Regions from separate parts of the Homo sapiens genome. Here all the other regions are linked to region 1. The links are chromatin loops, found by intact Hi-C in ENCODE. Cell type or tissue: chondrocyte. All regions are shown on one strand. Links, peaks and the distances in the headings refer to the core of each region. The heading gives the core; the rest is flanking DNA.

Evidence for each region. Hi-C counts contacts between places; a loop is a spot of excess contacts. Peaks named below come from ENCODE experiments on the same cell type or tissue, not always from the same donor. Only the 100,000 strongest peaks of a DNase experiment are listed, where the experiment ranks them.
Region 2: it touches region 1 in a loop (5-fold over the local background); 48 of 110 quality-filtered maps call a loop at or near these places.
Region 3: a loop joins it to region 1, with 2.0 times the contacts of the local background. A loop is called at or near these places in 23 of 110 quality-filtered maps.

Annotation. Positions count from the first base shown.
Region 1 is chr12:51,419,092-51,429,667 of GRCh38, reverse strand. It overlaps SLC4A8 (solute carrier family 4 member 8), which reads right to left and starts at 4,837. Exons shown (of 25, transcript NM_001039960.3): 1 at 4,633-4,837. The coding sequence starts at 4,680. It overlaps SLC4A8-AS1 (SLC4A8 antisense RNA 1), which reads left to right and starts at 4,340. Exons shown (of 3, transcript XR_001749147.2): 1 at 4,340-4,428; 2 at 5,069-5,181; 3 at 7,491-7,769. RefSeq lists enhancers at 4,219-4,278, 9,416-9,917 and silencers at 4,389-4,598, 4,869-5,078. In chondrocyte, for the core only: a CTCF peak has its summit at 4,518 (motif pointing left); a DNase peak (open chromatin) is centred at 4,747.
Region 2 is chr12:51,870,616-51,880,403 of GRCh38, reverse strand. No RefSeq gene overlaps it. Among named protein-coding and RNA genes, the nearest start is that of ANKRD33, 13 kb to the left of the region's middle. In chondrocyte, for the core only: CTCF peaks have their summits at 4,773, 4,975 (motif pointing right), 8,872 and 9,075 (motif pointing left); no DNase peak of the experiment used is centred there.
Region 3 is chr12:51,681,045-51,691,901 of GRCh38, reverse strand. SCN8A (sodium voltage-gated channel alpha subunit 8) reads right to left here. Exons shown (of 27, transcript NM_001330260.2): 3 at 7,610-7,728; 4 at 5,445-5,534; 5 at 4,683-4,811; 6 at 2,806-2,897. Among named protein-coding and RNA genes, the nearest start is that of SCN8A, 95 kb to the right of the region's middle. In chondrocyte, for the core only: no CTCF peak of the experiment used is centred there; no DNase peak of the experiment used is centred there.

The DNA.
Region 1 (10,576 bases), core at 1-8,000:
AGCTGGACATAGTGGTTCATGTCTGTAGTTCCAGCTACTAGGGAGGCTGAAGTGGAAGGATCACTTGAGCCCAGGAGGTCGACGCTGCAGTGAGCTGAGATCACACCACTGCACTCCAGCCTGGGCAACAGAGTGAGACCCTGTCTCAAAAATAAATAAAAATTCCATAAACACCTTCAGAGATCTCATCAAAATGATGACTAATGTAGGTCTTCATTAACTCATCCTGAATTATACCAATGGCCTCCTAGCTGGCCTCCCTCATTGCAGTCTCTTCCCATCCTGCCTTCCCAAACACTTAGTGAGTGCTTATTCAGAGACAGGTACTGTTATAGGCAACAAAGACACAGCCACAGTAATGCACAGTGATTAAGGGCACATCCTTTGCAGAGATGCAGCCCTGGGTCTGGCAGGGCCACAAGCAACCCTGGCACTTAGAATTACTTAACCTCTCTATGCCTGGCAGAGTAGCTCATGCCTGTAATCCCAGCACTTTGGGAGGCCGAGGCAGGTGGATCACCTGAAGTCAGGAGTTTGAGACCAGCCTGGCCAACATGGTGAAACCCCATCTCTACTAAAAATACAAAAAAATTAGCTAGGGGTGGTGGCAGGCGCCTGTAATCCCAGCTACTCGGGATGCTGAGGCAGGAGAATCACTTGAACCTGGGAGTTGGAGGTTGCAGTGAGCCGAGATCATGCCATTGCACTCCAGCCTGGGCAACAAGAGTGAAACTCCATCTCAAAAAATAAAAAATAAAAATAAAAATAAAAGAATTACTTAACCTCTTTATTATCTTTGTTTTCTCATTTGGAAAACAATAATAAAGTTCCATAATTCTCAGGGTTATAGAGAGCATTAAGTGAGATAATGCATGAAAAACACTTAGCATAGTGCCTGGCACATGGCAAGCATTCAATAAAAGTTAACAGTAACAGCAAATGGAGCTGTCAGGTGAGCAGCAGAGATGAATATGTATATTCCACAAGTCAGGGTTCACGGAAGATAGTACTTGGTAGGTGTTGTGAGCAGGGGAGAGTGAGTGACGAATATAATAGAATGATATGGAGCCAGACCTTGAAGGTTAAAATGGAATATTCTTGGCGGAGAGGAGGGGAAAGATTTTCCAGCTTCAACGCCTGAGCAAAGGCACAACATAGAGGGAAGAGATGTTGTGTAATGAAGTAATGGCCATCTGTCACTCTGTGCCAATCCTGACTAGACCTTGAGCTCCTTAAGGGGAGGCATCTGGCTTTGGATACGGGAGAGCTGCTCATTCACTTATGCAATTGAGCACCAATTTTATACCAGGCACTGTGCTAGGTGAGAAGATTTTCTGCTTGTCCCCTGCCCTCAAGAAGCTTCTAACTGAGATGATAATAAACAAGAAACCAAAAGAAGAATATTTCAGGTAAGTCATATGTTATAAGAAAATAAAACAGGACCATCTTAAAGAGAGTGACTGGGATGAAGGTTCAGAGAAAGCCACTCTAAGGAAGTGACATTCTAGTTGAATCATGAGAAGGCCTGGGTAAAACAGCATCCTGGGCAGAGGGAATGACAGGCACAAGACCCACCTGAGGTATGCAAGACTTACTGTATTGAAGAAACAGAAAGCCAGAGGAGGTGCAAGAAAGAGAGTGGAGGAGAGGCAGTCCTGGGAGGGTGGACAAGAGCCTGATTGTATTCAGGCTTGGTAGGCCATGATAAAGAGTTTGGATTTTATTCTAAAAGGCACCAGGAAGCCACTGAAGGGTTTCAAGATAAGATGTGACATGATCTGATTTGTGTTTTTAAAAGCTCCCTGTGGCTGCCATGTGGAGAGTAGTCTTACAGAAGGGCAAGAAAGAAAGCAGAGGGAACTGTTAGAAGGCTAGGACAGTAGCTCACATCTTCCAAAACAGCACAGCCTTATGATATTTAGAGGTGATGTCTGGAACCTCTCTGTTTACATCAAGTTACACAATCTGCTCACTTTACAAGGCCCATCTCCACACAGCCTAGTTAGCACATAGAAGGTTTAATTGGTCATTGCCAGTCAGTTGACTGTCTCTCCCCCAAGTCATCCCCATTTCCTTTCCTCCTTCTACCCTCATTCTCTTTTCCTCCCTATCTCTCAAATTTCCATTTGCCTATTACCTGACTCCAGCCTTCATGAGGTCCTACTGTTCCCATTGTATTCCTTTTCTTCTCCTCACCCTACCACCCAAGAAAGTTTCACAAACTAGATATAAAGGAGATATTTTCTATCCTACTCCAGAAGTACTCAAGAATTACTAATTTCACAGAACACTAACAGAAACCTAAGGGTCATGATGCCCTCAATAATATAACCTGTAAACATTCTGCATGTTAAGGACACTGTATCCTCACATCCATTCCAACCTATTCTCCCCACTGCAGCCAAAGAAATCTTTCAGTAGGAAAATCTGGGCCGGGCACGGTGGCTCACGTCTGTAATCCCAGCACTTTGGGAGGCCGAGGCGGGCAGATCACGAGGTCAGGAGATCAAGACCATCCTAGCTAACACGGTGAAACCCTGTCTCTACTAAAAATACAAAAAATTAGCCGGGCGTGGTGGAAGGCGCCTGTAGTCGCAGCTACTCCGGAGACCGAGGCAGGAGAATGGCGTGAACCTGGGAGACGGAGCTTGTAGTGAGTGGAGATCGCACCACTGCACTCCAGCCTGGGCGACAGAGCAAGACTCCATCTCAAAAAAAAAAAAAAAGAAAAGAAAAAAAAAAGAAAATCTGTTCATGATCTCATTTACTCTCTCATGCCCTCTCTCTCTCTCCCGGTTAGGAGAGACCCCCTCTCTCCCCTTTCCCCTCTACTTAAACCCCTTCAGTGGCTTCCCCTTGTTCCTCAGATAAATGTCAACTTCCTCAGCATGGGCTCCAAATGGCCCTGTGTGTTATAACCCCAGAACACATCTCATATACCATTCCCCTCATCGCTCCTTGTTGCTGCACCACACTGGCCTCATTTCAGGTCTCTAACCAGGTGTGTCCCCCTCTGCCACAGGTCTTTTGTGTAGCTGTTCTCTTTGCCTCTCAGGCCCTGTGATCCCCCTCTTCCCTCAGTTAACATTTATTCATCCTTTAGCTCTTTGCCCAGATTTTCTTCCTTAGCAAAATCTTCTCTGAGACCATGTCTGGAACCACTGTTATACACGCTTATGGCACTGCCTATCTTTCTTCAAAGCATTTATCACAGTTTATGATATTTATTTGTGTGATATTTGATTAAAAATAGTACTTCTCCCCTCCCCCACTAAATGATACGCTCCAGGAGGGCAAGAACATTGCCTATTTTTTCTTACCATTGTATCCCAAACAGAGATTGAATACATTTAATAGGCTTTAAGGGGGTTAGATATGCATTTTCCAAAATCTTAGATATTGTTCTTTTCAGACAGAGCAAGGAAAGAAGGATGTATCTTCTATTAATTGTAGCAAACTATTAACCAGGAAGAAGAGGAGAGAGTCAGTGTCTGATACTCATTTTGTTGCAAACTCAGGATATTTTCCCTGCCTCCTCGGGGAAACCATCCCTGAGGTCAACATGGCACTTGTTTCCAAGACGTGTCATCCTTCCTGAGATGGCCCATTACCCTCTTCAGAGCCCTGTACTTCAGACTTGCCTCCTCTTCCAACCCTCTTTCCAAGGCAGAAACCACACCATCTGATTGCACAGGAAACGGGGAGTGAGAATTCAATGGGCTGCCACTCATTCACTGAGTGTCACACAATAAACATTACTCCACAAAGCCCTTTCACAAACAGCACTTCGTCTGATCCTCAAAACAACCCTGTGAAGCATGCAAAGCAGACATAACTATTCCCATTTTAATAGCTGGGGAAACTGAGGTTCAAAGAGGCAAGTGACTTACTCAAGGTCACAAAGTTTGTGTGAGGCAGAGGTAGGATTTCAAACTACAGACTCTAACACTTAGTCCAATGCTTTTCCTTACATTAGCCGCCCCAACAGTTCCAATACCAGTTACTTAACCTTGGTTTTTTAATTCCCTTAAATAAGCACCTGTTCCTGACCCCTCCACACATCCTCAGCCCAGTTTGCAGTCCCTACCCAGAAGTTTTCAGGTGTCTGTTCAATGGGGCAGAGGGAGTCACAAACCGGGTCACCCTATCAGGGATTGGTCCCAGCCTCCAGAGTCTTTTCTGGCTTTTCCTCTGAACCACTGAGGAACCAGAAACCCCCAGAAATAAAAACACAAAGAGAAGACGTGCCCCACCAGAGCAAGGTCCCTGCTACCCTTTCTGCCCACGTTCTGGCAGGACAACGCGAGGCCAGACGCCGGCCCCTTCCAACAGAAAGACGCGAGGAGAACAAGAGGTCGCCGCCCGCCGGCTGTCAGGGCTCCTGGGCGGGCGGCGCAAGGGATGCGGCAGAGATGGGCCAGATCCCAGGTTCGGCCCAAGGTCACTCTCTCGCAGCCCTGGCCTGGTCCCCAACCGCCCGGAGCGCCCCCTGGTGTCCCGGGCTGGCCTCCCCTCGCCCTCAGGGAGCGGCCTGGGAAGCCTGGGCTCGGGGGCAGAAGGAAGGAGGGTGGGCAGAGGATGAGGAGGCTGCGCCCCGGGGAGGAGCGGGAGGCGCGGGAGGCGGGGCCCTACCTGATAGCTGAGGACGCCGTCCGGCTCGTTACTCCCGGCGGCCGGCATGGCGGAGCCGAACTAGGTCTCCCCCACGGGCTCCAAGCCAAGCATCAGCAGCCCGCGCCCTCTGGTCGGGTCTGAGCAGATCACTCGAACGGCGACCCCCACCCCGGAGCCAACGGTCAACCATCAACCGCCGCCGCCTCCATAGCCACCGGCCCGCGAGGCATCCGCCGCAACCAATCAGCGAGAGGCCTGCGCAGCCAATCAGGGCGCGGAGCACGGGAGGACGCTGTCCGGCGGTACCCTGGGCTACCGCGGGGAGGGGGAGGAGCCGGGGAGCCAACCGCTCCCGGGCCCGGTTGCCTTGGAAACCGCCTCCCTCCCTTCAGGGGCCTCTGGGCGTGAAGGTCCTTCCAACTGCTTGCTAGAAAATCTCTGCTTCTATTTGCAGCTGCACCTGACCCTTGAAAACTGGGAAAGTGTCGGTTTTGCCTATTCTGATTTCATTCCTTGGGAGATGATGTTTAAATTCCGGGCAAACATCCTTCGCGATTGCAGGAGGAGGTAATTGCGGATGAGGGGAGAGGGCCTTCTAAAATTAATTGTTTTTCCTTGAGCTAATGGCCAGATTAAAGAGCATTAAATTGAAGAAGGCAGGCAGTGTCAGGCTCCCTCACAGTCTCACTATGACTTAGGTCTTCTTCTTGAGTCTCAAGTCAGAAGCAAAACACACGGACAGGGTCGAGCTAAGGATGACTGTTGAAGCAATTCCACAAAAAGGCTTCGAACTTTTCCAGGAAATGATCTAAGGCAAACTATTATTTAGCAACAGAACTACTGACTTAACACAAGGTTAGAATATCATGAATAATGCATTAAATTTGATTTGGATTTATAAGAAAAGAGAGGCTGGCTAAAATCGAAGCAACCCTCTCTCCTCAAGAAAAAGAAAGGTACCTTTTGGGTTTTTTTTGTTTTTTTTTTGTTGTTTTTTTTGTTTTTTTTTTTTTTTTGGAGACGAAGTTTCACTCTTGTTGCCCAGGCTGGAGTGCAATGGCGTGTTCTTGGATCACTGCAACCTCCGCCTATCCAGTTCAAGCGATTCTCCTGCCTCAGCCTCCTGAGTAGCTGGGATTACAGGTCCCCACCACCACGCCCGGCTGATTTTTTTGTATTTGTAGTAGAGACGGGGTTTCACCATGTTGGCCAGGCTGGTCTGGAACTCCTGACCTCAGGTGATCTGCCCGCCTCAGCCACCCAAGGTGCTGGGATTACAGGCGTGAGCCATGGCACCCGGCCGTGGGGCCTTTTGTTTTATATGCACTATCATACCAGACTTCAGGTAGGTCCAAATTGGGGTCAGGGGAAGAATTGTTGCAAATAATTCTCAGCCCCTAAAGAAGCTACAGTTGGGGAAGGTAGTCTGATACATGTTAAAACTTTCCACCCCTGCTTACCATCCTTTGTGTTGGTCCTGAAATTGGAAACAAGGTTGGGCTTCAGTATCCCTGAAGCAGAATTGTATTTCTGATGTCCTGTATAAGCCTCCTGTCTAGTCTCTGCGTTTTAGTGTTCATTGCCACACACTCCATCAATCTCTTTACTAATCCTGTCATCTTGAATCTGGAATTCACATCCTACCCTCATCCCCATTTTTGTCCATCAAAATCTTAACCATCCTTCAAAGTTAATCTCAAAAGCCACCCTCTTCCAAGAAGCCTTTCTTTATTCTACTGTCCCTGATACCCCTAACAGATGTCATCTCACCCTCCCCAGAATTCTCAAGGCACTTCATACCTTTCTTATAGCAGTTGTCATGCTGTGGTTATTTAAGTACTTTATATGTTGACTTTAGCTTACTAAAATATTATAAGTTCTTTGAAAGCAATGATTATTTTTCTTATGCCCTTCTGTATACTCAACAGAGCCTCAACCAATCCCAGGCACATAGAAAGTACTTAGTAAATATGAATGCTTTTAATTCAATCTAATAAAAAATGTATTGAACACCTACTAATGAACAGGCCCAAGTAACACTGTAGAGGCAGAGAAATCTAAAATATATATCTCCAAGGGAGCTTAACAGGCTTATCAGGGAAACAGGGTATATGTTAATGAGTAATATTATATAAACCATGAAGATTGCAAAAATTCAGAAGAGAAAATGATCTTCAGGAAGGTTTCACAGAGGACATGGATTCGAGCTAAGTCTGAAAACATGGGTAAGATTTAGCTGACCCAAGGTAAGAAGAGCAAGCATCTCAAGTCTTAGGCAAAGACTTAAGAATAATAATGCACATGGCCCATTCAGGGTAGCCACAATTTGGGCCAAAGCAGAAAGTTATTGAGAAGAGCAGTGGGAGGTAATAGTTGTGATAGAGAAAGGCTGTGGGCTGGGCATGGTGGCTCACACTTGTAATCCCAGCACTTTGGGAGGCCAAGACAGATGGATCCCTTGAACCCAACAGTTCAAGACCAACTTGGGCCAACATGTAGAAATTCCATCTCTATTTTTAAAATACAAAAAAATTAGCCAGGCATGGTGGCATGCACCTGCAGTCCCAGCCCCTCAGGAAGCTGAAGTGGGAGGATCACCTGAGCCCAGGAGAGGCTTCAGTATACCACTCCACTCCAGCCGAGGTGACAGAGTGAGACCCTGTCTCAAAAAAATAAAAAATAAATAAAATAAAAGGCTGTGATCAAATTGTGGAGATCTGGCTAATTCATTCAGACTTTATTTTTCTTAAATGATAAAAAGCAGGACGCTGAAGGCTTTAGGGAAAACTTCCACACACCAGAACCTGGGTTTAGTGGTATAAATGCATTGTGTCATTTAATAGTCATAATGTCTCTACTCTTTTTCTATTTCACAGGTAAAAAACTGAGGCTCAGTGAAGTTAAGCAACTTACTCAAGGTCAGGCAGTCATGAAGCTGGGATTCCATCATTCATCTATTAATTCAAAACACTTTTGCTGAGAACCTATGTATCGTGCCCTATGTTAGGTGTTGGGAAAACAGCAATTAAGACAGTGTCCTTGGCCTCATAAGCCTTACAATCAAGTGGGAGAAAGTAAACAAGTCATCAAACAAGATAACCGCTAGTTATAATCACTACTGTTAAGTAAATAAAGAGTTATGTGATCAAGAGTAACTGGCATGGGATAGGGAGAGCTTCTCTGAGGAGGTGGGGAAAGATTCACCTGAGGAGACGAGTCAAGAACAAGCTCTCTGATTCTAGAGTTCTTGACCACTATGTTGTATTGGCCTATAAAAATTGTACCATCTCCAAAATCTGCCCTTAGGGGAGAATGGATTAGAGGGGGAAACCTGAGGCAGGGCGTCAGAAAGACTGACTCTAGCAACGTGGTAATTCAGGAGCCGAGGATGGTGGCCAAAGGAAAGATGTGCCCACATCCCCCACTCCCCTGGAAGGCAAGTCCCAGCCATGGCAGAAGTGGAGTAGGTAGGGTAGGGAAAGGAATTGAGAAGTAGTGGTGATTCCTGGGAGGACTGGTGGATCTGACTTCTCTCCAGTACAAATGTGGAAAAAGTCAGAGCCTCTGGCCCTTGACTCCAGGGTCAAGAGCCCCATCTTCTGGCCTATTGTGCAAATTACAAAAGGAAGTAGGCCACAGAGGCAGCAGCTAAGGCTGCTGCTATCTGGGGCACTGCAGAAGACAGGCTCTATCCTCCCAGGGATGATTTGGTCTCTCCTTCCCAGAAAAAGCTGGTTCACTTGGCTCTAAGCACGAGGCTCCTAACATCTACTGCTCCTTACCCTGGTTGGAAAAGCTCAAACACATGGCTCTCAGCCTGGCTGGAAGACAAGTCCTAGTGGAGCTGGGGGTATTCAGCCAAGGACATCACCTCACACTGATTATTTTTCTAAAGAAATCAGAAAAAAACAGCAGAACAGAATTCAGAGCCTTCTTGAATCTTCAGTCAGCCCAGAAAGAGGCATAAAGTGGACAAGAAAATGGAAAATACATGTGTAGAGGCAGAGACAACACATGCACACACACACACACACATCATACCAATAGGGAGGCAGAGAGGCATGCTACATGGATAGCCTCACTTCATCCTTGCAACAACTCTGAGGTAGGCACTATCATCCCATTGTATAGATTAGAAAACTGAGGCTTGGAGAGGTAACTTCCCCAGGGCACACAGCCAGCACAGTTAATAGATGGAGACACTAGACTGTGAGCTCAGATGAAATGATTCCACAGTGCATGAGCTTCACCACCCTACTGTCTCCCATGGGGATGCCTGGGAATTTCATCCTTCTCTAACTTTCATAGGCTCCACTCTTTCTTTGTGGCTTCCTGACGTGGCCATCCTTCCAGATTTTGTTTTAGACCTATTCTTTCTCTTCTATAATACCAGTGGTTCTTAAACTTTGGGGAAAGCGGTGGGTCTTGAACTCCCTGGAGACATTATAAAATCTGTGGATTCTCTTTTTCAGATAAGTAAACAAAGCCCAAAATTTTGCATATAATTGTAAGGATGTGTTCATAGACTTCTCAAGGAAGCATGAGGCACCTTACGTATATGATCCTTAAATATCCTGAAAGACATTGAGATTCTTCTATTCAGAGACAGACACAAATATAAGAAACGCAAAAAGTCTGAGAAAATGTTCTTAAATAATTTGCAACCAGTTTTTTCATCAAAAGCATCTTAACTCCTCCATCAGTTTACTCTGTCTCTTGTTCTATGTGAACTGTCCAAAGAGCCACCAGGGCCGGGGTCTTAGGCTTTACTTGCAATTAAATAGGTCCCAATTTCCAGCTGTGTCTTATACCTGATTTTTATTTCTCCACTTTCCTCTTACTTACACATCTAAACCCAAGATGTGGTTGGAGGAAAAGACGTCGGGATCTGAGGAAAGACTTAATTAGGGCTTGTTCGTGCTGTCGTCTGGGAGCATTTCCTGTGGAAGGGAGGGGCGAGAGGGGGAGTGAGAGAGATTCTTTGTCAAGCTGAAAAGGTTATGCAGGTGCATGATTTGCTTTCAGCCCTTGCCAAGTCACAGCATATTGAAAGAGACTACAGAATACAATTTTCATTGTTCACAGCATGCTGCCAGCATGGAACACTACACATCCCAGGGAAGAGTCTGAGGCGCCACAAAAGCTGAGAGCCAAGCTCCTGGCTGTGAAAATCGCTCCCCACTATTCGTCATCATCAACATCATCCACAGAACTTCGTTACACCACACTCAGTTACACTTTGCTCCAAACTGAGAGAGGCTCTGGGGCAGAATTCAAGTGAAATGGCAAAACCTGACTTCTGCCTTCTTTGATATCACTATTAAGATATTTGGACAGAGGCAGAGGTAGGGGAAGGGACCTCTAGAGGGAGCAGAACAAAACAGAAAAGCTGGCTGTAAAAAAAACGGTTGTCATCCGCAAGTCAAGAATAGGCCCTGGAGGAGAAAAGCTGTAGGACTTCCAGATTCAGATGGGAAGCCATTCAGAAATTTGAAAGCAGCAGGTGTTAACCAAGGACTACTTGCCAAGTCCTTGATACAAGAGCTGAACACATTCATAGTCAATACATTTATCTTATCCATGTCTAACCAAACCTAACCCTGCTTATAAATCAGGTCTATTTAAAGTGATTTCACTCCACATCTTATCTATTTAGGGATAAGACCTCCTGAGCTTTTTATACTAAGTATTATACTAAGTAGGGAAGTTCTTATTTCACTTTTAGCCCATAGGCCTGGGACAGCTTTAAGGTGGCAGCAAATTCAATACCCGACATTTGTAATCACTGCTATCTCATTTATCTTCAATGGATTGGTAAATGTACATAGAACATTTGAAGTCTAGGAAGTGGAAATGTAGCTAGGTATAGGGACTTGCCCAGGGCAGTTAATAGCAGAGCTGGGTCAAGAACTACTAATGCTTTCTACTTAATTGTATGGCTTCCTAGAAATATAATTCCATT
Region 2 (9,788 bases), core at 1,370-9,369, 450 kb before region 1:
TCAATCGAGACTTGCTTTATAATCTAGTATATGATCAGATTTTGCCAAATACGTCATGTGTGCTTTAAAAGACTGTGTATTTTTCAGTTGTTCGGTGCCATGATGTGTGGAAAGTATTTCACTGGGTTCTGGCTTTCATTATCTTGTTGAGAGTTCAGTGTGTCTCCTTTAAAGATTGTCTTTTCTTTTTTTTTAAATTTAATTATTTTTTTTTGAGACAGAGTTTCACTCTTGTTTCCCAGGCTGGAGTATAATGGCACAATCTCGGCTCACTGCAACCTCCACCTCCCGGATTCAAGCGATTCTCCTGCCTCAGCCTCCCGAGTAGCTGGGATTACAGGCGCCCACCACCACGCCTGGCTAATTTTTTGGATTTTTAGTAGAGACGGAGTTTCACCATGTTGGCCAGGCTGGTCTCGAACTCCTGGCCTCAGGTGATCTGCCCGCCTCGGCCTCCCAAAGTGCTGGGATTACAGGCGTGAGCCACTGCGCCCGGCCTTCTTTTCTTAAGTCTTCAAGGTCTTCTTCTTGTCTTTGGTGTTCTTAAGTTTTACTTCAATGCTTAGGTATGGATTTCTTATGATTTACCTTTTTTTTTTTTTTTTTTTTTTGAGACAGGGTCTCACTCTATCAGGTGGTATCTCACTCTATCAGGTGATCCTTTCACCTCAGCCTCCCAAGTAGCTGAGACTACAGGCACCTGCCACTATGCCCAGCTAATTTTTTTTTTCTGTTTTATAAAAAGGAGGTCTCACTATGTTGCCCAGGCTGGTCTTGAGCTCCTGGGCTCCAGTGATCCTCTTGCCTTGGCCTCCCAAACTGCTGGGATTACAGGTATGAGCCACCACGCCCAGCCTAGAGATTTTTTTTCCCCCTGTGAGCTATTTATTATTTTCCCTAGAAAATGATGTTAGAAATTTCTTGAGGCTGAGGACTAAGGTATCTTCCTTCAGAGAATATGAAGTTTTTTTGTTTTGTTTTGTTTTGTTTTGTTTTTTCCTGCCAGGCATGTAGAGGTACTAACCAGTCCTGAACCACTTTAAACTAAATACCTAACTTGGATAGTTTTGGGTCATCCAGGGCTGCAAATAAGCGCAAAGATCAGCTGGTGGTTACAACTCAGAGATACAGCCTTGCTATCAGCTCAGCACTGAGGCAGCTTTCATTAAAGTCCTCTGGATGTGACAGCGGGATAGATTTATTTCAGGTTCAATCTTACATGAACGATGAATCCTTTGGAGTCATAGCTTTTTAGAGAATCTCCTATTAGATTCCTCACCTTGGTTCTATCAAAAATAGAGACTGTGAAATTTGAAGTTCAAGTTTGCCTAATTCGACAAATATCCTCACACTAAAGAAGGATTCCTTTGTCTGTTTCTCTGAGTTCCTGCCTTCCCTTAGACTTTAACCTAATACTTTCTTGCTATCTGGCCAGCACATCTACACTTTTAAAATAATTTGCGTATTTCAACCAGCATTTTTACATGACTTATGCTGAAAAATCAGTCCAGAATCCAGCCAGTCATATTATTGGAAATAGAATTTCCTCTATTCCTAATTAATTGCAAAAAAGCCCAATAGGAGACAGATGTGGTGGCTCACGGCTGTAATCCCAACACTCTCGGAGGCTGAGGCAGGCAGATCACTTGAGGCCAGGAGTTAGAGACCAACCTGGGCAACATGGCAAAACCCTGTCTCTATTAAAAATACCAAAAAAAAAAAAAAAAATTAGCCAGGCATGGTAGCCTGTGCCTGTAGTCCCAGCTACTCAGTAGGCTGAAATGTTGGCTTGAGCCTGGAAGATGGAGGTTGCAGTGAGCTGAGATTACACCACTGCACTCCAGCCTGGGCAACAGAGCAAGACCCCATCTCAAAATTAAATAAATAAATAAATAAATAAATAAATAAATAAATAAATAAAATAAAAAGCCCAATAGGAAATGGGCAAATAGCATGGTCAATTAATTCATAAAAGAAATACAAATGGCCAGGCCAGGCGCGGTGGCTCACACCTGTAATCCCAGCACTTTGGGAGGTGGAGGTGGGCAGATCACCTGAGGCTGGGAGTTTGAGACCAGCCTGACCAACATGGAGAAACCCTATCCCCAATAAAAATACAAAATTAGTCAGGTGTGCTGGTGCATGCCTGTAATCCCAGCTACTCGGGAGGCTGAGGCAGGAGAATCACTTGAACCCGGGAGGCGGAGGTGAGGTTGCAGTGAGCTGAGATCGTGCCATTGCACTCCAGCCTGGGCAACAAGAGCGAAACTCTGTCTCGAAAAAAAAAAAAAAAAAAAGAAAAGAAATACAAATGTCCAATAAACATATGAAAAGATGCTTAACCTCACAAATAGGCAGGAAAAGGCAAATTAAAATAACAATGAAATATTGCTTTTGGCCCATCAGTTTGGTAAAAATTAAACATTAATAATATGAAGTGCTTACACTGTGGGGAGAATGTAAATTAGTGAAGTATTTTTGGAAAGCATTTTGACAGTATCTATCAAAATAACAAATGTACATACACATTGACCCAGAAATTCTGCTTTTAGAAATCTTTTTCAAAACAGTGCTTGCATATGTGAGCAAAGATAGACTGAGTAGGCCTGGCATAGTGGTTCATGCCTGTAATGCTAGCACTTTGGGAGGCTAAGGCAGGAGGATTGCTTGAGGCCAGGAGTTCAAGACCAGCCTGGGCAACACACGGAGACCCTGTCTCTGCAAAATAAATAAATACAAATAAATAATAAAATAAAATTTAAAAAGACATACTGAATATACCTTGAAGCATTGTTTGTAACAGTAAAAAAAATTAGAAACAATTTAAATGTTCATCAGTAGAGGAAAGGTTAGAGGCACCTGTAGATTATGCCTCCATTCAATGCCTCCATTTATCTTCAAGAAGAAGATAAATATCTACATGGTTTGCCCTGAAAATCTCTCTGAGCCACCTTGTTCATGGTTGGAAAAAAAGCCAAATGCAATGACACACACACATACAAACACACAGGCACACAGTATACTGTATACATATATATACACACACATATACACACACACTTGAGGCCAGGAGTTCAAGACCAGCCTGGGCAACATAGTGAGACCCCGTCTCTACAATATACATATGCGTGTGTGTGTGTGAGAGAGAGAGAGAGAGTCTGGCTATTTACGTGTTTTTTGTAAATGCATAGAAAGAGCTGGAATGGTTTTTTTTTTTTTTGAGACAGAGTCTTGCTCTGTCTTTCAGGCTGGAGTGCAGTGGTACAATCATGGCTCACTGCAGCCTTGACCTCCCCGGGATCAAGCAATCCTCTCACTTCAGCTTCCTGAGTAGCTGGGACTACGGGCATGCGCCAGCACGCCCAGCTAATTTTTGTATTTTTTGTAGAGACGGGGTCTTGCTGTGTTGCCCAGGCTGGTAACTCCTGGGCTCAAGTGATCCACCCGCCTTGGCCTTCTAAAGTGCTGGGATTACAGGCATGAGCCACCGTGTCCGGCCAGAATGGTCATTCTTAACATTGGCGGCACAATGTAATCACTTAAGGACTTTTTAGAAATAGTGATGCCTGGAACCCACTCTGGAGATTCTGAGACTATTGGTCTGGGGCACAACCTGGGCAACAGGATTTTAAAAATCTCTTCATGTGATTCTAATGTACAGCCCAGATGGGGAACCTCTAGACAAAATGATGCTCTTTAAAACATGGTTAACTTAAAGAGGAGGAATAAGAGAAGGGTGAAGAAAAAGGTTTTTTGTTTGTTTGTTTGTTTGTTTTGAGATGGAGTCTCGCTCTGTTGCCCAGGCTGGAGTGCAGTGGCGCGATCTCCACTCACTGCAAGCTCCGCCTCCCGGGTTCACGCAATTCTCCTGCCTCAGCCTCCCGAGTAGCTGGGACTACAGGTGCCTGCCACCACGCCCGTCTAATTTTTTGTATTTTTAGTAGAGATGGGGTTTCACCATGTTAGCCAGGATGGTCTCGATCTCCTGACCTCGTGATCCGCCCGCCTCGGCCTACCAAAGTGTTGGGATTACAGGCGTGAGCCACTGCGCCCAGCGGGTTTGTTTTTCAAACTTGTATAATGTTTGAATCTTCCACCTAGATAATTACTACTTGGTAATGATAGAAAAAAATATATAAAAGAATCAGAAATATTTCCCTGTCTGTTTCCTTCTTTTCCTCTGCACACAGAGTTCGTCATCCCTTGGTGGTAGCTCTAATTCATTCATTCAATCACTATTAATTGAAAACTACTCTGAGTCAGGCACACAGTTCAGTGCTTGTGTTTTTCACACTAGTTATCATTAATCTCATTCTTGGCCAGGTGCCGTGGCTCACACCTATAATCCCAGGACTTTGGTTATCTCTGTGTCTCCCGCATCTAGTACCTTGTCGGCCATTCAGTAAATGTGAGTTCCCCTCCAGATTCTCCTCTGGCCTGAAGATCACCCCCAGCATCATGCAGGAGTGATGGTCAGGGACAAGAAGTCTTATTTTTGTTTGTTTGTTTGTTTTGAGAGGGAGTCTCACTCTGTTGCCCAGGCTAGAATACAGTGGCCCGATCTTGGTTCACTGCAACCTCCACCTCCCGGGTTCAAGTGATTCTCCTGCCTCAGTCTCCTGAGTAGCTGGGACTACAGGCGTGCAAATATGCCCAGCTAATTTTTGTATTTTTAGTAGAGACGGGGTTTCACCATGCTGGCCAGGCTGGTCTTGAACTCCTGACCTCGTGATCCGCCTGCCTCGGGCTCCCAAAGTGCTGGTATTACAAGGGTGAGCCACCGTGCCTGGCCTAGGGACAGAGTCTTTTTAACCTGTGCAGAGAGACCATAAGAACACGTAGGTAGGTGAATGGGGATTTCACATTTTGCTTTTCAAATCCTCTTTTCCCCAAGCCCAGAGAAGCTACTTCTAGCACCAATCACCCCAGCCTCAGCAAGGGTCTTGTTACTGCGAGGCCACTGTCAGCCAGCAGGTGGCAGGTCTGGGCAGGAATTGGAAGAGCATCCCCACCCCACAGGGCTTGAGGCTATAGCTGAGGGTTCTAGGGTCAGGTGCAGTGTCTGGGTCTTGGCAGGGCAGATGCACAGGAGGGTTGTGGGGTTCCGTTTCTGGCTCAAAGGAAAGGGAGTTATTTCTGTAGTTATTTCTGTATATCAGCTTTAGCCAACCTGGATGGGTACCCCAAGTGTGAGGATTTTTTTTTTTCAGGAGTCTTGCTCCGTTGCCCAGGCTGCAGTGCAGTGGCGCGATCTCGGCTCACTGCAACCTCTGCCTCCCAGGTTCAAGCAATTTTCCTGCCTCAGCCACCTGAGTACCCGGGATTACAGATGTGAGCCACCACACCCGGCTTACTTTTGTATTTTTTTTTTCTTTTTTTTGAGACAGAGTTTCATTCTTGTAGCCCAGGCTGGAGTGCAGTGACGCCATCTTGGCTCACGGCAACCTCTGCCTCCAAGGTTCAAGCGATTCTTTTCTGTCTCAGCCTCCCGAGCAGCTGGGACTATAGGCATGTGCCACCAAACCTGGCTAATTTTTGTATTTTTAGTAGAGACGCGGTTTTACCATGTTGGCTAGGCTGGTCTTGAACTCCTGACCTCGGGTGATCCGCCCATCTCAGCCTCCCAAAGTGCTGTGATTACAGGTGTGAGCCACAGCACATGGCCAAGTGTGAGGATTCTTCTACCTTCTACCTGCATTGATGCCCTGTCTTGAAGTGCCCTGTCCAGGCCTCCCTCCTCAAGAGGACTCAATAGGGATCCCTTCCCAGCCCCTGCCAAGTTCCCCAGGCCTGGTCTTGACCCTCTCTGTGTATGCCTTTGTTGATAGAAATGATTGTGGTAGTGGGGCATGGAGTTGTTGGTTAATGTGTAAAATAATGGATAGCTCCTGGATGACACAGGTACACTTCAGCCAGGGCCTTCTGCAGTCTCAGGCTGGTGGTCTTAAGGATTAAAAGCAAAGGCCCTTTATGGATTAACCTCCTTTGGACCTCTCAGCCGCTGGGGTCTGACAGGAGTTCACAAGGATGTTCCTTTGCCTGCCGCTCCTATTTCTCAATCACTCTCTTCAGTGTCTTCTGCTGGTACTCCTCTTTCTGTCTGCCTGTCATCCCCTTTTCTTCAGCTTGATCTTTCTCATCTCGCCATCTGGCTCTTTCCATCTCTCTCTCCCTCTGATGCTCTCTCTTAAGCCCTGATAACATACACTGCTTGCTCCCTAACTTGCTCTCTGACTGCCGTGCGTAATCTCCAGCCATCTAATCCTTTGGGCTGGATTTTTGCCCAGAGTCTTGACTTGCGGAATTCAATCAGAAGAGAAGGTGGTGGGGCGGGGGGCGGGGGGGCGGTGCAGGGGCAAATCTACAGAGAAGGAACTCAGGAAACTTTTGAGTCTGGTTTGGGAACAAAATACTGTGTCATCTCATCCCTTTCTTTTCTTCTGGGATCTTTTTCCAGCAGAAGCCCCTCTCCTCCCAGCCTCCAGGCTTGGTGGCAGTTACAGCTGGAGCCGGCAGTCAGTGGGGAAATGGCCCAGCCCAGCTGAAGGACTAGGTAGATGCAGGATGGGACCCAGCAGAGCAGGGCAGAGAATGGAGGAGGTGGCCTCTGACCCCAGCTCTGGCCCTTTCTAGGGGTCCTGTGTGACCTGCCATAGGTCATGCCCCCTACTCCCGAATCATGATCTGCATCACAAAGCCCACAGCTTGTAACTCAGAGCCAGCCAGGAAGGTCTGGGATTGATTTAGGGTCCACTCTGACCAGCTCACCCTCACTGGACTATGACCCCTTGGGTGGGGGTGAGGACAAGGGTCATGGGTGAAGTTCAGGCAGGGGTGTCCTGACCACCACTACAGCATACCTGTTGCAAATCCTTCTGCACTCCTAGTGGACTGGAGGGGAGGCCTGGGCACATGAGTTCAAGGTTCTCGCTAAATAACCCATTCCCTCTGGCACAGCTCAGGGCCACGGTGAGGGAGCCACGGTCATTGCCTAGTGGGCGTTCAGGGACAGCATTCTCAGGAATCAGGCTCAAGGTGTCTTACACAGCAGAGAGAGCTTCATTGCCCACCAAAAGGGCAGTCAGTTAAGTCCTACGTAAGCCCTTCCACCCATCACCACCAACCGCAGTTACACTGAGCTGCTCAGAGCCAGTGTACATTTTTGTTTACAAAAATTTTTACATTTATGTTTAGCCTGATATATTTCATGTTGTCAGTTTCCATTCATCCACCATTCCCTTCTGGAGATATCACTGAAGAATATTCTCTACTCTGAGTATTTCACTTTTTTGACCGTCATCCACAGTAAATACATTTACTTCTGGACCCAGGACACATGAATGCACATGTAACTACAAGCAGCGTTTCCTGAAACTGTAAAGCACTGTTATGTTTTCTACTCTATTCTGTTTTGTTGTAAGGAAAAAAAAAGTTTTTAAAATGATTCCGTCAACAACTAGTGGGCCGGCACTTAGAGTTTCCAGTAGATAACCTCTTACATCTTTACACCTTCGCAAGTCTTTAAAGCCCATCTTTCAAACACAGAATCCATATAATCTTCATAAAAGCCAGTGAGGAAGATAAGGCAGGGTTTTTCATTGACCCATCTTACAGATGAGAAAACAGAGACTCTGTGAGATCTGCTGAAGATCACCCAGCTGGTGTGTGGCAGGGATGGGATTCTGAGTCAGGTCTTTTGTACACCTGTTCATGGTGCCCTAATACCCCTAATACCCCGTCGCTTCTCTCTTTCCCTGTCCTCTGACAGCCTCCTGATTGAGGTCATTGTCTGTTTCCAGTCCGAAGGCCATCTCCTTCCATGGGGAAGATGGAGAGACACGGCAGCTGAGTAATTTTGTTTCCCGTCATCTGTTAAACACCGCACCATCTGTCAATTCCACCCTCAGCCTCCCACCCACTACCCAGAGGCCAGCGTGGGGGAGGAGGCCATTTTCTTAGAGTCTGAGCCTTCAGGCCCACTCCCACAAAAAGACTCAGAGTACCCACAAAAAGCTCATTTTTCAGCTCAGAACCAACAGCTGTGGACTAGAATTACAGGGGGCAGCACAGGAACAAGATTAAGGACTTTCTGAGGTCAGAGGTATAACGCAAGGTGAGTCACCCCTCCCTGACCACCAGGTCTTGTCTTCATGCCCCCCGCAGCTCCACCCCCCATCTTGCTGAGGATCCAGAGCTGTGAGGAAGGTGAGCTGATCCCAGCAGCAGGAGCCCTGCAAGCCGCTTCAAGTGCGGCAAAGCGAGTCCATCTTACAGGGGCCTGGGCAGATTTATGGGGCCTTGGGTGTGGCTGGCTGTTGCTCAGCTTCCGCCTTTCTAATTCTCCCGTCTCCTCCATCACCCCGCCCCCTCCTCAAGAAGGCCTTTGTGCAGGACAATGAGGAATCTATAAATTCCGGGGGACAGGGATGGGGGGAGGGGAACACTGGTCACTTCAGCTCCCCCCGTCCACCCTGGGGGCCCTGCATAGATAGCAAGGAGGGGCTTCCATGGAGTGGCCCCATCTTGTCTGATTCACACTGGAGCCCAGAGACAGAAGTGGGCCAAGCCCCACCACTGGCTTTCACAGATGAAGAAACTGAGGCTCAGAGGCAGAGGGCGTCTCCAGTCCCTGCTTCATTCACTCTGCCTCTCACTCATGTATTCATTCTCCTCCTCTTACCTATGCCCTGGTCCTTCCCTCACGCAGGCATTCACTCCACAAATACCTATGGAGTTCTAGATGAGCACCAGGCCAGGTACAGAGGGGGCAATGGTTGGTGAGACCCAGCCCCTCCACCAGCCCCCCACTCTGGAGGGTCATACAGCAGTGAGCTATGGTTCCAGAAGAGCCAAAGCATAGCTCCAGCCCCAGTTTTCCCGGCTGGCAACCTGCACCCTTTCATCAGCAAGCCCTACACGGCTTTCATGAGCATTTTGGAGTTTGATCCTGGTGGGGTCCCTGGGAGACAGGTATTATGTACGCCTCCCCCACCATTTTGCTAATGTGGTCTCAAGAGGGTAAACGGTTGCCCTCTGGTGGGCAAGATCACCCCTCTGGTGGGTAGCAGAACTGAACCAGGAACCACCCTCCGCACCACTCCAAGTGCTGTGGGGACTCAGAATATGGGCGTGGGCTGAGGCTCAACTTCCTCTTCTACCACTTGCCCAGCTGGCCCTGTGCCTGACCCCCATGCTGAGCTTTCCCTGGTGTTCTTCCCATCTTCCCACAGTAGTTATTAAATGTCCCAGGCTCACCCTGATTTCTTTACCCCACTCATCTATCTGTTGGATAGTAATAATGAATTCAATGCTTATGCTGCCTGTGTGTTGTGGTGTGGATCTGTGTGTGTGGTATATCTACTTGTAAACTGAGGCTATTAGTGTCTACTTCACAGGAGGATGGAATGAGTTAAATTAAACTAAACTATGTAAAGGACTTAGAATGATGTCTGGCACAGTCAGCTGATTAGCTGTCAGCCAAGATTATTGTTATAGTAAGCCATGGGTCTGCCCATGTGTGCAAAGCATCTAGGTGGGTACCAGGTGAGTACAGGTGTTTGTAGCTGGCCCCACCCAGAGAGAAGCCCTCTCGGAGGTGACCAGATGAACTAGCATCCAGTTTGGTCCCAGGGACTCCTTTCCTGGAATGTATGGAGCATGTACTGAGTGCTTCTTGGTTTGCACCAGGCATTGTGCTAGAGAACAAGAAAGACAAGGTCCCCGCGTTCATGAAGCTGACATTCTGGTAAGTGAAACAGACCACAAACCAAGTGAATAAGAAAGATAAT
Region 3 (10,857 bases), core at 1,367-9,366, 260 kb before region 1:
AGCCCTCTATGGGAGAAAGCATAATCAGCAATTTCAGAATTTCCCATGGGATGAGAGAAAACTTCCCATGAGGGAAACTTCATTACTGGATTTCTCTTGCTAACTCTAAAACATAGAATCGGGAGCAAAAAGATTGAGACTGAGAGCCACACTTTTAATTCAAGAACCAAATATACCATTTACTGACAGTGATCTATTATTCGCTTTACTATCCCTTAATGTTATTTTCCACCCCAGTTAGCCTCCCAAAGCCAGCTCAATTGGGGGTGCTTCTAGAAATAGGAATCTGGGACTCTATTTCAAACTGTGAAGCTGATGTCTAAATCTTGATACAAACCCTTTCTATTGGCTTAGGTTTCTTTATAATCATAAGTGCTGCTACTACAATCATTTATGGAGCACTACTATGGGCCAGGCACCACTGTGTTAGATACTGCATATATTCCAGATATATATATATATATAAAGGATAAATAACATGACATATTAAGGATATATACAAAGAATAAATAACGTGACACCAATCAAGAGTTATCTTGCAGAAATGCCATGGTCAAAAGTTAACCATATAGCAGAGACAGAGACAGAAGCTATGAGCTAGACTAGAGACAGCATCTGCTGCCCTAGTTAGTGAATAGAATACAGCTTTCCAATTTAATTCTGGGAGAGAAGTTTTGAGATCACAGGAACATAAAGAGACAGATGCCTTGCAGAGTACGCTGAGGGAAGTGAGCAGAAAACACAAGATCATATTTAAAAGGGGCCAGAGGAGGAGAGACACCATAGGAAAAAGGAAAGTAAAGATGTGGCATTCCAGATGCCTCAAAAAATAAGACAGGGCTTGCCTAAAGATTAGGCCACCATCAATGAGCTATCTGAGGCTGTCTGGAGAATGAGCTGAGCTTTCTGTTAAGCAGATTTAAAATGGCTAGGAACTAAATCTTGGTAAGTTAAGGTTGTAGTTTTTTGCCAAGAAGTATATACTCCAACTGACACCCAGCCTTTGGTTGATAGGGAGTCAGCTACCATCGCTAAAAATATAGGAATTCATCTTTGGTAGGGCACTGATTTACTGGCCAACTCCATGGCCCAAATTTGTAAGTGGTGAAGATGAATTTACCTTCTTTGAGGTTCTCAGTAAACCACATTCCAGTCTGCCCTCTCCAGGATTCTATCTTTGTGCTTCCCTCTCTATCTGCTATTGAGATAATGTTAAAAAGGGGAAAAAGAAATATTTCTGGGCCAGATGCAGTGGTTCACGCCTGTAATCCCAGCACTTTGGGAGGCTGATGCAGGAAGATTGCTTGAGCCCAGGAGTTGGCAGCCAGCCTGGGCAACACATAGGGAGACCCTGTCTCTACAAAAAAATTTTTTTTTAAAAATGAGCTGGGTGTGATGGCATGCACCTGTGGTCTCAGCTACTTGGAAGGCTGAGAAGGAAGGATCACTTGGGCCCTGGAAGTCAAGGCTGCAGTGAGCCATCATCGTACCACTCCAGCCTGGGCAACAGAGTGAGACCCTGTCTCTAGAAAATAAAAATAAATTTTAAAAAGAGAGATATTTCTGAGTCAGCCACAAGGGGAAGAGCCACGTAATAGGAATAGGATAAGAATAGGATGCCTCTGTTCTTTCTCCACATTCCTATTTCTACGAAACTGCTGTGGAAAGCCTGGTCTCTACGGAGTCTTCCTTGAAAACCCATGACCACAACTAAAGTCCAAAGAGCAACAACACAGTCTTCACCTCTGCCAAGTTACTGCCAGTATATCTTAGGCTCACAATACTAACTAAAATATCTTTCCTTTAAGATTTCAAGACTGGTCTTTAGAAAGATAAGTATTACCCAGTAGCAATGATTTAAATTAAATTAAGGAATCTTAACCTGGGGTCCATGGATGGGCTTCGGGGGGGGTCTGTGAACTTTCATCTGATTCTCAAAGGGATCCAAAACCTTCAAAAGGTTAAGAACCACTGGGCTAGCTCAACCAGAACCAAAAAGAAAAAGGCACAAATTTTAAAGAGGTTGTCAATCAACTAACTCTCAACTCACCTACTGATTCTGTTTTTCCCCCTCAAACTTCTATACTTTTTGTTGCCCATACCTTTAGTTGTATCTTATCTTACCTTTGATTTTTTTTTAACAGTGCCTGCATAAGCTTTCATTGGGATTTATGTCTGAGAATGAACCCTGAATATGTACAGTAGATGTCTACTGGTTCTTATTCTAGTGAGACAGACAGCAGTAGAACATGATAGACAGTGATTATTTAAGTGCAGTTCACTAACTCCAAGTCTCTTAAATTTGTCTCTGATACTGGATTAGTTAACTGGGTAGATCTCTTCTGTGATTAAAAAATTTCATTAATATAGTAATAGTAAATGTATAATTCTTTGAATAACGTCCCATCAGCAAACCATGCGATAGGAAGCCTAGAAATCACAAGCAATGAAATGATGGCAAATGTCAAAATTACTGTAATTCCATGGAGCCAGGAAGCAAATGATTTATATACAAAGAGACAGCTAGCTCTGTGACAATTTTTTCAAATATGGTGAGATCCAAGTGATTCTTAAGCACGTGCTTTTTCAATAGCATGGATGGAATGGGGGCTGCATGCCTGGCAAGCACTCAGAGAAAACTGCCTGAGGACCCAACGGCCATTCCAGAGAATGTCTCCCAGGAAAAACATGCAGAATGCAAGGCCATTATCAACTGTACTGATGCTGCTTTAGAATGGTGGACAAAACGAATGGAGGAGAAAGAGGAGATGTGGCAAAGTCAGTCTTATGTACAAATTTTCTCACCTGGAATTACAGAGATAGTTTTCAAAGCTCGGAGAACCCTGAATGTTCTCAGCGCTGAGACATTGCCCAGGTCCACAAACTCTGTCACATATCTGTAGTAAGGGAGGTCACACACAGACACAAGTGACAAACACAGACACAAACACAAACACCAAAGGAAAAAACAAAACCACAACAAAACAAAAAGTACAATACGTCACGTCAGGGCCCTATCCCAACACCTAACACCAACCCCGGACCATCTTACCTGGGATTACCGAAATAGTTTTCAAAGCCCTCAGTACCCTGAAAGTGCGTAGAGCTGAAACATTGCCTAGGTTTACAAACTCTGTTATATACCTGCAGAATCAAACCAAAGTTAACTTGTAATGGTACCACTGGGCGAGGGTTTGAGAATGGGGGGAAGAAAGGGTCTTATATACAAGCTATGGTTTCATTTTTTTTCCTTGAAAAAGAAAAGCTTCAAAATACAAACATTTAAGGAACATTTGTTTTTAATTGGACAAGAAGAATTCAAAAGTATATTAGAAAGGAGGTTTTTGGGATTTACTCCTTTAATCAGCATAGTAATGTGCTGATCCCAATCAGAATGGCTTTACTGTCAGCCCATTCACATTTTTTAGTAAAAAGGAAGGCCAGGAGGTATCAAAGACTTATGTTCCCAGGTTTTGCGAACAATTTCTTAAGAGAGGGAGACAAATTTCTGCAGCAGGAGCCCCACAAAAACAAATCTACATTAAAGTAACTCCCTAGTTGACAATGGCAAAATTGACTAAATGTCTGTATATATGACTTAATCAGGAGTTGTAATCATATGATTGTAGTCATGTCTATAAACGAAGTTTTGGCCTGTGACATACAAAAGCAGGGCTCAGGAAAATCCAAATCATGGGATCAGAGCAAATATTGTGTTAAGTGCTCATTTTAATTACAAGCTCTGTGCCTAGCAAGGACACTTAAAAATTTTAAATGAACACTAATGTGTATTCATAATGCTAGAAAGTAAGACATTGCCTTTATATAACAGAAAGTCAGTTTCAGTTTCAAGTATTCGATGCATATCATTTATTCACATTTTACAGTTGAAATACATCTTTCCACCAGATGCTCAGATCAATACATATTTAAATGCACTCTTTCTTACACATCATGCATACATGCAAAACCTATACACCACCCCCACTACACTCTCAAACCACAAAACGCTTTCCCAACCTGGAAATAAAAATATTAAAGCCTGCTATAACTCTTCTATCATCAGCTAAGTTTCCCAAAGATACATTTTTATTGCTAAAACAACACAAATGAGCAAGAGCAGTAACATACCAATGTGGAGTTACACTGATCTTGAGCAATAGTTCGAAATTCTGGTTAGTAACTCTTCAGGAAGTGCCAGTGTGGGTACCTTGGCTCATGTTTTGACTCTAAAATGTGCTCTGAAGTCTGCAACTCCTGGCCAGCCTTATTAAATTACATACGGTAAGACATACCCAGGAAACTAATTTTCAGCTGAAAGTTTACAACTAAAAAATTTCAAGTCTTCACAGAGGCCTTGTAATGATAGGTGTGCAAACCGTGATCGTTACAAGGAGGAATAAAATACGAGAGAGTGCCAATGGGAAATCACCTCCTCCTTTCTCTCCCAGCTGTAAAGCCTCTGCTTGCCTTCTCCCACATAATCACATTATCATCGCCTGAACCACAAGAGGCCCTCACAAGCAAGAATCATAGACATAAGCCCACAGGGCCTTACATGGTTATCCATTAATTCCTCATACAGCTGTGTCCACAAATGCACACCTACAAACAGACCCAGGAGTACAACTCCACACACAGAATCACACCCAGAACACCAATAAAGTAAGGGGAGAACTTACGCCATCATGATGACACTGAAATCTAACCAGTTCCATGGGTCCCGTAAAAAGGTAAAGCCATCTATGCAGAAACCTCTTGCAATGATTTTCACTAGTGATTCAAATGTATAAATCCCTGTGAACGTGTACCTGTCAAAGAAATGAATAGCTTGAGGTAATTTCTGGACAGAAACTTTAAATGAACCTTTTAAGTTAGCACTTGCCTGAAGTGTTGCTTCAACTAAGAGAGACAAAACAGAAAGGGCACAGCCAATGCAGCAGGAAGGAAGTGAGGAGGAGAAAGAAATGCTTTGAATGAAACTTACTGAAATGCACAAACTAAGACCTTTGGAATGTTGTACTGGGTCCTGAACTGTATTCCAAGGAAGTTAACTTTGCAGCTATCTAGTACATGATCATTTTGAAGAAGGTAAGGAGGCCCCCCAGAGCTGTTTTTAACCTTAGAGAAGTCAAAAAACAGGGAAACCTAAAATTGGAGAAAACAGTATCACCAGGAACTGAGGATACAAGATGGTGATGGGGCTGCAGGGCAACGGCACTGCCTGGCACAGGAAAGGGTGGAGTGAAGGGCAGTAATTTCTAGAGTTGACTTTTAGGGAGGGCTATTTCCTAAATTCCACATGTACTTTCAGCCTTCTCTGTGAAATAAAGAGAGGCAATAACTAATTTTTTTTCTCCTTGATGGGTAAACTGTGGCAAAGCAAGATTTAGTGACTAAAAATATTTAAAACAAACAAGCACACACATAAATGAGTTACTTACTCCACATTCTTCGACCAGTCAGGAGGGTTACTAAAAGTCATGAATACACAGTTGGTCAAAATAGTGCACATAATGATCATGCTAAATACTGTAGAGAAGAGTCAAGGGGCAATATTAAAATCTGGCCTGCCTTTTGTTTTCTCAAAAAACAAACACATTTCCATTGGGTATCAGATCTAAATCAATAACCTGAAAGGAGATGAAGCACAGAAGAGAAAAATGCAAGGTGACAATGAAAACTGTGGTCACCACCATAAACACAGCATGCCACTGTGAACTGTGGATGGATGGGGAAGGACAGCTATTCTCCTTCTTTCAAAAGGGCCGTCACTGTTCTACTCCCTTTGGATGAAACATGTTCCCCTAACCACTTTTCAGCTCAACTACAGACTAAGCCTCTAAATGTTTTTTGCACTTAGTATAATACCTTTGCACTTTCTCAACCAAAGTTGTCAGATAAGAAAATCAATTAAATCTATATGACTAGGTATTCATTTATTGGTAAGTTAATTATCTTATATAGCTAGTTATTTGAAAATCTACATGCAATGGTTCACTTTTTTTCCATAGTTGTTGTTCTTTTTTAAGAGACAAGGTCTCTCTATGTCATCCAGGCTGGTCTTGAAGCCCTGGGCTCAAGTGATCCTACATCCTCAGCCTTCTAAAGTGCTAGGATTACAGGCCTGAGCCATCATACCCAGCCTTCCCTAGTCCTTCTAAAGGGCTGAATTGTCTTTGGGGGCAAGGCATCAGCCAATACAGCCCATATGTGTTGAATATGTCCAATGTGGGAAACCAGCTGCGGCGTGTTAGGTAAAGATTTCAAGGACATCTGCACCACCACACTTCTGAAGACTAGGTAATAGAGCAAAATCCATTCTGAAAGTGTCCAGGAATGTTTATGGATAGCAAACCATACTGCCATTTCATTTCCATCCAGAATTTTTCTCAGGCCTTTCTGTTCTTATCTCTGAGAAAAATTAAACTATTTTAGGTCAGCACAAGTTACTCAAACTCTAATTGTCATATTAGACAATTAGAGCCAATTAGAGCCTGGGAGCCATATCCCACTTGCCACTAATTCACTCTCTCTTGTTAATGGCATTCACTATCTTTATTCTACCAGTGGAGTTTTAAAAAGAGAAAATATTTCTTACAGCTGGATTTTTTTTTCTTCATTACAGCTGGATTTGTCTTCATGCTTTTTGGAACCAGAAGAGAAAAAACACTCCATCTTCTGATCCAACAGAAAGGAAGAAGTCCACTGTGAATTATTTATTTCCTTATAAACTTTCAGGTTTCAGAAGTGTGTTGCTTCTAAACTACAGATTTCACAACCATGTTGCTAAATTCTCAAGAGTTAATAAAATGTGGCAAAAGCTTCTAAACCAATTCACCAAGTTGCCACTGCTGGCTTCCTCATCCTACTTGGAGGATACAGTAATCTTCGAAGCATGGGACTACATGCTGTTAAATATCGACCAGCCATGGAAGTTTCAAGCCACCATGCAACATCACTAAATCCATCAAATAATTTTTCATTTGCCACATGCACTCTCATATGTTAATAAGGTGTAACTCAGGCCACTTGAATAAATTGGCATTTTTCTATTTAAGGTGAGTAAAAATACCAGAAAAAATTCCTATTTATCCTACAATCTGCATCTAAACCTCTGTAACAAGGAGGTTATTTCATCTGAGAACTATCTCACTTTCTAAGCTCACTGCTCAAAAAATTTTTTAAAAATTCAAAGCTGATTTCTAAAGCATTCATCCAACTATTTGTAACTCAAGAAGGACTTTCAAAAACCTCTAATAATGGCTTTTAATATATTAAGCTGAATAGTTGGCCACAGAAAGAAATCACTGAAGTCTGAGTACTAAATAAAGTTAAGACTTCAACAAAGGTTATTTTAATTTGTCCATACAATGATACCAAACAAAATTTCAGATTCCCACAATATCATCCTAAGAAAAAAAATAATAATTTGCTGAAGCTTAGCTTGGGATGTGGCAGGAGTTCACTCTTAAACCTCTGACTGATGGGCTAGTTAACTACACTATCAGTAAAAAACTTAACATATAATCCAGTTGTCAAATATTGGAAAGGTAAACAAGCAACCATGCAATTGCCGCACTCACTCCACATTTGCCGAAAAGGATATGAATGTATCAAAATTTTAATAGCTATTCTTCTTATCAGGTTAAAAGGACTTAAAATGTACAAGGCAGGCGTGGCACTAAATCTGAAGAGAGTTTTCCCTCTGTTTAATACTACAAAGGTCTGTGGAGAAAGAAAGAGAGAGAAATTATTAAAGCATGGGTATGAGTCACCACATGAAACAATGATTTCTAGGTAAGGAATACATAAACTCAAAAGTCTTTAATACTTTTTACTTCCCAACTTGGTTTTTAAACAAGCAAACTTAACACAATGTTTGCCCCACCTCCCTCCCTCTGCCCTGCCCAGATTATAATACAAATAGCTGATGCAATCTTGGCAGTTTTACAGAATAAACTTGTTTCTTTCAGAAACAGGCCATTTGAATCATACCTAAGCTTCTATGCCAGCTCTGTACACGATACTGAAGTTCATTAATTTAGGATTCATTCACTCAACAAATATTGACTGGACACCTACTATGTGTCAGACAGTGTTCTAGGTGCTTGGGAATGGTCAGTGAACAAGATAGTCTTGGCCCGAAGAGTTTAAATTCTAGTGGGAAAGACAGACAATAAATAAAAACTGTAATGAATGAGTAAATCATATAGGCTGTGCTACACAGAAGATGACAAGTGCTATGGGAAAAGGAGGAAGAACAGGGAGAGGAAGATCAAGAATGCTGGAGTCAGGGGATGGGTGAATAAAGAGGCAACAGTTTTAAAGAGGTGGTCAGGATAAGCCTATTGAGAAGAGAGATTTCAGCAAAGACTGGAAGGAAGTGAGAAATGTTCTTCATTCAATCAATATTTACTTACCAATATTCAATCTGCTTTATATGGCTTTCAAGAGCCCCCAATATCAGCCTTGCCAAAATAATTAAATCATATTTCCCAGTATGAATGTTCCCATCTAGCCAAACTAGCTCATGTCCTCGGAACAGGTTCTCATAATTCATAACGTTGGCCTTTGTTTATGTGGCTCATTCTACCCAGAATGCCCTGTGTTCTGAATTCAATTGAATTAAAATATTTTTGAGCATCTATTCTGTGCCAAGCATTGTGCTAATTACCAGGACACAACACTGAATAAAACTGTACTTTTAGGGAAGACACATATGTGAGCTAGTAATTATGATGCAGGGTAAGTACAAAGTTCAATAACAAAAATATGCATAATGTATGAGAGGCAGCAGGAGGGAGAGATTTTTTTCCCCTTGGCTGGGAAATAAAAAAGAGAGTGAGCTGGGAAGTTCACAAAGGAAGGTAACTAATATTTGGAAGGGGCTTTAAAGGACAAACAAGAATTAAGAAAAATTAATTGGGCAGATTTAGTGAGAAGGGATGGAAAGGTAAGGGAACAAAAATCACATGTATGAAAGCATAGTAGCATGTAGCTGCAGGTTTTTTTTAGGGAATTGACCAGTAATTCAGTGTTGATGGAGAATAAAATAGGGAAGAGGGAGAGCAGACTGTGAAGCTGAGAGATGCAAGGGCCTACTAGACTGCAAGTTCCTAAGGAGACAGGCCAGTGGCAGATACACAGTCCTAACATCTCACTGTGTGAGTGAAAGAGCAAATGGCCAAATAAATGCTAGTCATTTTAAGTAGTTTTTTATTTTTAAATTTTGGAGCAATGCATGATCATAATTTTTTTAAAAGAAAAAAGGAACATAAGACCAAGTTCCATCTCATTACCTAATGATAACCTTCGATGCCAGTTTTTTTGTATATCCTTCTAGAAATTTTCTATGTAAATAAAAGCATACATCTATGTCCTTAAAAAGTCTCTCTCTCACATGGGATTGTTCCATAAATACTCTTCTGTACCTTGCATTAAAAAATGAACCTCCACAAAGAAGAGCCCAGGACCAGACGGTTTTGCTGATGAATTCTACCAAATGTTTAAAGAATTAAACAAACTCTCCCACAAAATAGAAGAGAACATTTCTAAACTCATTCTAAAGGCCAGTATTACCTTGATACAAAACCAAAGACATCATAAGAAAACTCTATACTAACATCCCTTATGAATATAGACACAGACAGCCTCAACAAAAATGCCAGCAAACCAAATCCAGTAGCATATAAAAAGGGTTGCACACCATGACCAAGTGGGATTTATCCCAGGAATGCAAAGATAGTTTAGCATTTGAAAATCAACCAATGTAATGCAACATATTAATAAAGGAGAAAAACCACATGATCATCTTAATAGATGCAGAAAAAAGCATTTGACAAAATTCAACACCTTTCATAATAAAAGTACTCAACAAACTAGTAATAGAGGTCCTTCTTAACCTGATACAGGTCATTTATGAAAAGCCCCCACCTTTTTTTTTTTAACCTCCATCCCCTACAATTAGGCTTTTGGTTCTTTGAGGGCAGGAACCAATCTTATGCTTCCCTCCACAGTTCCAAAATAATGATCAGCCTATGTACTCCCAATGCACAGTATTAGTGATGTTTTTTAAAGTTCTTTTCTTATCTTCTATTCTTTCCTTTCCTAATCTACCAGAGTCACGTCATTCTCTTCCCAATGGAAAAGTATTGAGCTAGATTCATTCTACAAACGCCCACTACACCATCCCTAGTGTTTGACATTGTACTGCAGTGAAATTCTTCCTGTAATGGAGCATACTGGTTCTGGTGGGATATGCTGCAGAAAAAGCCTAATCCTAAAAGCAAAGAGAAGTAGGAGACCTAGGGTTCATCTGAAACATATCGAGGGCTGAGCTATAGCTCTTCCATATCTTGGCTTCTCAAAGAAACAAACAGCCCAGGGCTTCCCCCAAACCCCTTCTCTGAAGTACTTGTACCTCTCTGTGTTTCTACAGCAACTCCCTCTATGAAAATAGCCTTTTAAATAACCTCCTCATTCAACCTCATGAGGTTCCCATGAAGTATGGGTGAAGGAGGAATTATTATCCTCTATACACTTAACAAAAGCTCAGGAGAGGAACACCACCTATCAAAGGTCACGCAGCAAAGAGCAGCATGTTATGCCGAGCTTCGAGCCTCTCAACAGCTTCCACTGTGCCAGATTGGGAGGCAGTTCAGTGGCAACGTGGCAAAGAATGAAGTTGGTGTGGGAGACAAATTCTCTGGTGAATGAGAAATTTGAGTCCCCGGGGTAGATAGGGCAGCTAAGCAACAATGAAAGAAGCACTGGCCCATGCCCCAAGACCTAAAAACCACCGGGCCAGGCCTTTACAATATCACCTACAAAACCTCTCCTTAGGAGACAGACAAC